Regions from separate parts of the Homo sapiens genome. Here regions 2 and 3 are each linked to region 1. Evidence: chromatin contacts called from ENCODE Hi-C data. All regions are on one chromosome and are shown on one strand. The core of a region is the stretch at or near the end of the contact, and the rest is flanking DNA. Distances in the headings are between cores, read along the strand shown.

Region 1 (2,874 bases), core at 203-2,702:
TCTGGTACCTACTTCACTGTGCACTCCTCAACATTAGCAACATCATTTTTTTAAAAATATAAAAACTAATTTAAAAAATCAATTATATGACTGATGAAAATTTTATTGCTATTATTATATTTTGCATTTGATTCTAAGAAAACTGTGCTTCTCTCTTTTTTTTTTTTTTGAGACGGAGTCTCGCTCTGTTGCCCAGGCTGGAGTGCAATAGCTCGATCTCGGCTCATTGCAACCTCCACCTCCCAGGTTCAAACGATTCTCCTGCCTCAGCCTCTCAAGTAGCTGGGATTACAGGCTCCCGCCACCACGCCAGGCTAATTTTTGTATTTTTTTAGTACAGACAGGGTTTCACCATGTTGGCCAGGCTGGTCTTGAACTCCCTGACCTCAGGTGATCCGCCTGCCTTGGCCTTCCAAAGTGCTGGGATTACAGGCGTGACCCACCGCACCCGGCCTGCCAACTGTGCCTCTCTCGAGAATCATCTGTTCGGAAAAATAACTGACATCAATCGAGTGCTTACTATGTACCAGGTATCATGCTCATGATTTTGCATACTTCACCTCCTTTCATCCTCACAACCACCTGGAGATACAGTACTTAAGACTGTACACATTTTCGATGAAAAAAAAATGAGGCTTAGCGAAGTTAAGGGATTTCCCTAAGGACACCTACTTAGCTGGCACAGCTCTAGATTAGGATTCAGGTCTGACTTGAGAACTGCATTACTATAAATGTACTCTAGGAATCCAGTTTTGGGAGAATCTCTTAAAAACGGGAGTGGATCCAGAAGAGAATTTCCAGAATAAAGAGTCTTAGACAGGAAGCCAGGTGAAAGAACCAGGGAGAGTAAACTCAAAAGAAGGGCGTGGAAGGGCAAAAGGCAGCTGTCTTCCAATGTGGAGAGACTGGAGTCGTTTTGAGTAAAACCAGACGATAAAAGTTAGGCGAGGAAGACCTCGGTTCTCTCCAAAATGTAAAGAGGCTGCTCTGTGAGGTACTGAGCCCCTGTCAACAGCCAGATCCCAGAGATGAGCCCTCCATTCTAACTCCGAGAATCGAGAGGGCTCAATCCGTAAACAAACATAAACTGGGGCTCTGACCCTGGCGGTGCCCTGAGGTTAAGGTTTTTCAGGTCGGGAGATCGGCGTGGGTCCAAGGCGGCTGTCCTGGGGCTTCGCCGCCACCTTGGACGCGATCCGGGGTGGGACTCTGCGTGGGCCGCCCCAGCGTCGCGACCGGACTTCAGGAACACAGACGCTCACGCTGACAGGGTCGGTAGCTGACCCGAGACGCGGTAAGCGCGAAGGCAGCCTCCTCGACCCAAGCCTGAAGCCTGACTAACCCACACCGCCCTCCCCGGCGCACCCAGTGCGCGGTTACCTGCTAATGCAGGCGCCGCTCCGCCGCACTTCTCCGCGCGCCGCCGCGCCCGGCGTCCGCTCGCTGGGCCCGCCCCTCACCCTCCTCCGCGCGCCGCTGCCGTGCCCACTGCGCAAGCGCGAGGCCCCGCACCACCGAGACCTGGCGGACCCCGTTGCTAGAGCGGCAGATTGCGGCTCAAGCGTCTGAGAAAATCTAGGCTGGGGTCGAGAGTCCGCAACAGTGGCACCTGGAGCCAGACCCACCGCTTTCTGGTGTCGCGCCTTTCAACCCGGGGGGGTAGGAAGCTTTCTGTTGCTCCGCATAACTGTGGTCAGCTAATAGCTGCTGGTAAGATCAGCACGCTTTCATCAGAAATGCTACTAATACTAATGGCAGTTTGCATTTATAGAGCACTTACTATGGTCTCAGCACTGTGTAAAGCAACTTTATGTGTATTTCCTAAGTCTTGTCAAGAGCCCTTTAAGTACATTCGTTTTACTGATGAAGAAACTAGGGCCTAGAAAGGTGAAAATAACACAACCCTAAGGTCACACAAGAGATGGAGCCAAGATTCAAGCCCAGGGCGTCTGAAGCAAGACTGGCACTCCCTGCCGCCCCTCGGTGTCAGCTCCTTAACTCTGTTAGCTTTCCTGCCGTGTTTCCACCTTCATGAAGCTTTTTCAGATTACCGGGCAGAAGCCATCACTCCTTCCTTTAAACTTCCATTTCAGAATTTCTGGACATTTCCTGCTTTTTTTAGTTCCTTTATGGCCTCTCTAGGTGTGATAGATACAAAGGTAAATTAGACCGTAAAATGCAATTTAGTTCCTCTTTTGTGTGGCCATTGTCCCTACTGGGTATCTTCCTGAAAGCAGGGGCTTCAAATTTACACATACCTGGGTTAGGATCCAGGCTGCACCACTTATTAGCTCAGTGACCCTGCTGTTACTTGTTGAGTACCACTGTGTGTCTGGCACAGTGGTACGCACTAGAATGACAGAAGTGAACAAAACAGACAAGGTCCTTGCTTTCTTGGAGTGTATAACAGGGAGAATAGACAATACATATTAAGGAATAAAATAAGATAATTTCAAATAGTGAAAAATGCTATGAAAATTGGGGCGGGGGGTCAGGGAAGGCCACTTTGTGGTGCCAAATTTGAGCTGAGGCCTGAAGAGTAAGAAGCCAGCCATACAATGATCACCATCCCAGTAACTTTGACTCAAAAGTACTTCAGCACCTACTCCATGCCAGGCACTGTTCTAAGGTGCTCTTTTATACAGCTGTGAACAGAACAATATAGATTCATGCTCTCATGAAACTGGCATTTCAGTGTGTAAGTCTAGGGACCAGGGATGAAAAAAATAGGAGGCCGGGCGTGGTGGCTCATGCCTATAATCCCAGCAGTTTGGGAGGCTGAGGCGGGTGGATCACTTGAGGTCAGGAGTTCGAGACCAGCCTGGCCAACATGGTTAAACCCAGTCTCTACTAAAAATACAAAAAAATTAGACG
Region 2 (2,874 bases), core at 126-2,625, 1.8 Mb before region 1:
TGGCACAATCTTGGCTCACTGCTGCAACCTCTGCCTCCTGGGTTCAAGCAATTCTCCTGCCTCAGCCTCCCGAGTAGCTGGGACCACAGGTGCATGCCACCACACCTGGCTAATTTTTGTATTTTTAGTAGAGACAGGGTTTCTCCATGTTGGTCAGGCTGGTCTTGAACTCCTGACCACCTGCCTCAGCCTCCCAAAGTGCTGGGATTGCAGGCATGAGTCACCGCACCTGGCCTGAAATGTATTTCTTACTGTGAGGGATGATTAAAAGAAGGTTGAAAGCCACTGGCCACACCACGGCTACATCAGGCCAATAACTAGTTCCCAAACTTGCTTTGTACTGCCTTTGATCCCACCCTTCCCTCAGCTAGGCATTCTCCCTGCTCTCTGCTACTGAAATCCTTCAAGGCCCTGACAAGATACCACATCCTTCCTTGAGTGTTTCACCCTTTCCCCCTGTCTGTGCGAAAATGGTGGTTCAATGTCTTTCTTTATATTACTCAAAACAGCCTGCCTTGTATTTTGTTATGTCTGTACACTGAATTCTTAGAAAATAAATACCTGGAGGACAGGGCAACACCTTCGGGTCTTCTGAAGGCCCAGAAGTCTAGTGAACCTAGCTGATGCTCAAAAATGTCTGCCCAACCGAATATTTTCTGTATCTCCTTCCAAGAGTATCTTCTGGTGTTCTTCCTCCTGTTTTCTTGACCTATATAGCCCCCAGCAGGCCTAAAATCTGTGTCCTGGGGCTAATGTTACGTACAGTGATGACTCTAGAAACCAGTCTGTTCTGAAAGCTTTCACCTTTCTTCAGGAGCGATAAGAGAAATAAGCATACGTTTTTGTTCATTTTTCAGATGTTTCCTTTATTTGAGACTATGTTTCTCCTGTATTTTTGGTGTTAAGATGTATTTTGGGGAGCAACACTGATGATATATTACAAGATAATAGTTGGTATTTTAGTATGTGTGTGCCTATTGTACTTATTTGACACAATAAATAGGCAATTCTGAGTTCATCTTTTAAAAAAAAAAAAAAGTTAAAAAAAATTTACTGGTTGCAAACTCCAAAAGGCAGGGAATCAACTTCCCTTCTGGGCTGGCTGCAAGTAAGTTCACTTTCTTAAAGGAGGAGCTTTCTCCTCTCACCTCAAGGACTGTTATTTATTTGTCTGCGCTACTCTTTCGACGTTTCCATTCTCTTGGTCCTCAAGATGTGAATCACCCATTTTTTCCGTAGGGGGGAAGACGGCGTATCTCTGGCCCTTTAAATAGGGGCGTGGTGAAGAGGCGCGGACCGCCCAGGAGGGGGAGCAGTGCGAGGAGGAAAGCGGAAGCGCTGCCCGCAGTGGTAGGTAGTGCGCGTGCGTGAGGCTAGAGCAGTGGGTGCGGTCACGTGGGCCGGCGGTCCACGGCCGGAATGGCAGCAAGCTCAGGTAACGAGTTTCCAGAGAGCGGGCCCGTGGAAGGAGACAGGATTGAGGGGCCGTATTCAGGGTAGGAGGAGAGCGCGCGACAGGTCTCTGAGCCTCGGCGTCTCCTCCCCGCGCGACAGCGGCGGGACCTCGGGGAGCGAACAGAGCAGCCCCTGACGGGCTAACCGGACCCGAGCCACGGGCCGGGCGGGGTTGATTCTCGAGTGGAGGGGCGTGTCGTACGTTGGCCCGGAACTGGGTCGGGCAATTTCCACTTACTGGTTCCAAATGAATGTGAAAATTCAAATGGGCTTAAGTAAAAAGGGATTTATTGGCTCCAAACCTGGAAGGGGCTGAGGTATCACTAAATCCAGTGACTCCGGTGATGTATTTGTGTATCTCTCCCTTTCTGCAAAGGGCCAGTAACCCCTCAGTTCCCTATCTACTTTGCGACTATAATTGCAAGCCTCATTCTGTCCTGTTACAGTCGTGCGGCAATTAGGCTGAGGGACTGGCGCGCCCGCTCCCCCGACTGTGAGCCTAGGCGGCGGGTGTCATGCCCCTCCCCACTCCCGGGCGGAACAGGTGTGTAGCCGGTCTGTCGGGCCTGGGAAACAGGTGTGGACCCCTTTAGCCTCCAGGGACTGATATCAAGGTGCCTGAGCCTGAGGCTTAGATGGGGTGTCCACCTCTTAGGATCGGTGCGCACCCTGTGAGGCTGGTTCCAGTTTGTCTCCGCGTGCAAGTTGTGCACCAGAGTGAGGGCAGCAGGGTGAAAGGTGGGCCTCTGAAGTTCGAGGCTACTCCTGTGCCTTGGCCAGTTCTTTGTGCTTGGCATCTGGGGAAGGAGGGAAACAGCTGCTCAGAGTGTCTGGGTGTACAAAATGGGGGTGCTTTACAGGAGGATAGGGTGGGAGGAGGTAGGATCGGTGAGAGGTTCCATGGCCGTGGGTTATCAGGAATAGCTAGCTGGGGAGCCTTCTTTAAATAAGCAGGCCCCCTCCACTTCTTAGATTCTTGTTAGAATGAATAGGAAGGCTTCTGGCCTCTGCACCATCCACCCTCTACCATACTCTACTTTCCCCTACTGAAAAACCCCAAAACCCAAGCAAAACAAGCATGGATGTTAGCTTGTGGTGCTAAACCTTACTCCAAATGTCTGCATTTGGGAGACAATTACATGTTAATTGTCTGTGTATGTCTATGTCTGCCTGTGTGGGTTTGAGGTATATCTAATATAAATGTGGATGGAGAATCTGCATATGTTTGTGTAAGACGTGGGTTTGCTCATGGTTAAATTTAAGCACAGAATAGGTATTGAATCCTCTGGCAATAGCTGGCCTGTTCCATAGAATATGCAATAAAGATAAATGGAAAAAAAATTCGTTGAACTACTGGGCTTTATATGGTCAAAGAGGCATTTGTGAGAAAATTCTTTCCAGAGCTCTAACAGAGTAATA
Region 3 (2,874 bases), core at 113-2,612, 1.1 Mb before region 1:
AAAGAATACAGTAACTGAAAACAGCTGCCTTAATAGTCAAATATCAGTAATTCCCTTAACCACGCAATGCTGTACTAGGCACACTTCCATGCACTTTATAAAGAGTATGCAGCACTCACAAAAACCGGCCAGGTAAGTATTGCTCTGCCTCCTGCCTCGACCAGTCGTTCATTAGAAGGGGAAAAGGAGGCCAGGCGCGATGGCTCACGCCTGTAATCCCAACACTTTGGGAGGCTGAGGCAGGCGGATTACCTGAGGTCAGGAGTTCGAGACCAGCCTGGCCAACATAATGAGACCCCCCCCCCGCGTCCCTACTAAAAATACAAAAATTAGCCGGCCGTGGTGGCGCGCGCCTGTAGTCCCAATTACTTGGGAAACTGAGGCAGGTGAATCGCTTGAACCCGGGAGGAGGAGGTTAAAGTGAGCCGAGATCGCGCCACTGCACTCCAGCCTGGGTGACAGAGCAAGACTCCGTCTCAGAAAAAAAAAAAAAAAAGGTAAAAGTAGAGACAACCAGGAAGACGGGCAGAGTCGATAATTAATTCGTGAATAATTTAAAGTTGTCTATGCAATATTTCTCCTGAAGATCTAATGTCTAAAGTCTCAAGGGCAGACCTGACGTAAGTGGGGTGGGGAGGAGGAGAGACAGTTGAAAGTGGACTTGAAGAGGCTGGGGGCCCGCACGGGGGCGAAGGTGGGCTGGAAATGGGGCCCAGGGCTGGGACTGGGAAAGCAACGGCGCGGGCAGGCTCAGCGCCGCGTCTCCCTCGGCAAATCCACCCAACCAAAGGCACCGCGGCGTGACGCCCTGCACACCCTGCAGCCAGCACCACACAGGTCCCAGTCAGGCCCGGAGCCGGGCTCCCATCCACCCTTCTGTCCGAGACCGTGCGGACGCGGGCCCGGATACCAGACCCGGATTCCAGTCCGATAAGTGAACCTCAATTCCCAACGCCTCCGATACCGGAACCCGAATCTCCGAATCTCCGATTCCCAGCCCCGGTCCTCGGACCCGGCTCCCTTCCTCTGACCCGAACCCGGATTCCCGCCACGCACCTGCCTCCAGCCTCCTCGGTGGAGCCCAGTCTCCGCCCGCGGGGCAGTCGCGTCGACAGCAAGTACAAGGCGAAGGTGCAGCCGGCGAAGACCAGAAGGAGGCCGAGAAGCGGGCGCATGTCGGCTCCGCACCCCGGCCCGCGGGGCAGCCGAGAAGCTCACTTGCACTCCGGGACGCAGCGGCGGGCGGACTGAGCCCGCGGAGCACGTTCACTGACGGACCAGGGAGGGGTCCGCGCCGAGACCCGCCTCCGAACCAGGCCCCACCTCCTGAGCCAGGCCCCCGCCCCCGATTCTGACTCCGCCCTCTCTGTCCTTCGGTGGAGACTCCGGGAAAAACCTGCCTCCCAGTCTGCCCTCTCTCCGTCTGTCTGTGCTTGTTTTTCTACGTTTATCCCTGTCGCTTTCCCCACTTATTCTGCAGGCATGGCGCGCCCCCAGTGCCGGCTTGGTGCCAGGGCTGGGAGATCCGGGGGTGAATCGTGAGCCCGGCCCACAGCGAGCTTGCAGTCTAGAGATCAAGGCAGTCTTGTCCACAACCTGCTGTCACATAAAGCAAATGTAGCTGGTGTAGCACCAGGGGCTGCAATCAAGTGCGGTGGGGCGGCAATAGTGACCACGGAAATAATCAGAATTGCTTTTAATTCAGCTCCTACTATATTCCCGCATCCCTGAGCCTCACAATCATCCTCCAAGGTAGGTATTTTTGTCTTTCTCTAACAGATGAAAACTCTGAGTTTCAGAAGAATTAAATGACATCCCCCCAAAAGAGAGACAGTATAAGAATCCAAGTCAACCTGAGTCCAAAACCAGTGGCCCTTAACACTGTGTGGCTTTATGGAGGACATGGAGTTTAAGTTTACCTTCAAGGATGAGCAACACTTTTCTTCAAGCAGAAAAAGAAGGGAATGGGTGAACACGGTCCCAGGTAAGGCACCAGAATCCAGTTTCAGTGAAGCCTAAGGTATATGAGAAATAAGTGAGAATCTGGGGACAAACAAGAGTGCACTGAAGGCAGGCTAAGGAGTTAGATTTTTAATAATGTAGATGAGACACCAACAGAGGTGTTTAAGTAAGAGAATGATTTCGTTCCTGTTTTAGGATGTTCGCTTTGGCAGATGATTAGAATACGTGCTGACTTGATAGCCACAACTGTCCTGATAAGAAAGTACGCCGGCCTGGCTGGGCATGGTGGCTCACGCCTGTAATCCGAGGATTTTGGGAGGCCCAGGCGGGCGGATCACTTGATGTCAGGAGTTCGAGACCAGCCTGTCCAACATGGTGAAACCCCGTCTGTACTAAAAATACAATAATTAGCCGAGCATGATGGCATGTGCCTGTAATCCCAGCTACTCGGGAGGCTGAGGCACGAGAATCGCTTGAACCTGGAAGGCAGAGGTTGCAGTTACTTTCCCGACATTGCACCACTGCACTCCAGCCTTGGCGACAAGAGCGAAATTTTGTCTCAAAAAAGAAAGAAAGAAAGCACTCAGGCCTGACCCAGGACCACAGCAGTGGACATGGAGGGAGGAGGCTGGGGGTAGTTGGATTGGTATGATATGTCACTGAGTAAACGAAGGAAGGGACAGAAAGAGAACTCCAAAGTGTCAAAAGCCTGGACAACAGAGAGAAAGCATCCTTGTCCTATCATTTAAAGCACCTGTTGGGCCAAATAGGGAGCACCTTTCAGAATCCATGTGCACAAGATCTCAGCAATTCTACGTCCAAGAATGTAACCTACATCCAAGAATGTACTGGAATTTAATTCCACATCCAAGAATCCCCATAGGTAGCAAAGATGTATATTTAAGGGTATTC

Evidence for each region. Hi-C counts contacts between places; a loop is a spot of excess contacts on that map. Pooled maps may share reads with other maps.
Region 2: a pooled map shows a loop between it and region 1 (14-fold over the local background). The contact joins the promoter of VPS8 here to the promoter of TBCCD1 in region 1. A Hi-C loop is called at or near these places in 3 of 168 maps with a recorded cell type or tissue (CD8-positive, alpha-beta T cell and naive thymus-derived CD4-positive, alpha-beta T cell) and 7 of 50 pooled maps.
Region 3: a pooled map shows a loop between it and region 1 (6-fold over the local background). The contact joins the promoter of TMEM41A-DT here to the promoter of TBCCD1 in region 1. A Hi-C loop is called at or near these places in 1 of 168 maps with a recorded cell type or tissue (naive thymus-derived CD4-positive, alpha-beta T cell) and 11 of 50 pooled maps.

Annotation. Positions count from the first base shown.
Region 1 is chr3:186,565,887-186,568,760 of GRCh38, forward strand. TBCCD1 (TBCC domain containing 1) reads right to left here and starts at 1,453. Exons shown (of 8, transcript NM_018138.5): 1 at 1,381-1,453. RefSeq lists a silencer at 1,357-1,646.
Region 2 is chr3:184,810,791-184,813,664 of GRCh38, forward strand. VPS8 (VPS8 subunit of CORVET complex) reads left to right here and starts at 1,376. Exons shown (of 48, transcript NM_001009921.3): 1 at 1,376-1,435. RefSeq lists enhancers at 1,194-1,243, 1,304-1,503.
Region 3 is chr3:185,497,787-185,500,660 of GRCh38, forward strand. It overlaps TMEM41A-DT (TMEM41A divergent transcript), which reads left to right and starts at 1,363. Exons shown (of 3, transcript XR_924792.3): 1 at 1,363-1,984. TMEM41A (transmembrane protein 41A) reads right to left here and starts at 1,249. Exons shown (of 5, transcript NM_080652.4): 1 at 1,057-1,249. The coding sequence starts at 1,175. RefSeq lists a silencer at 1,231-1,370.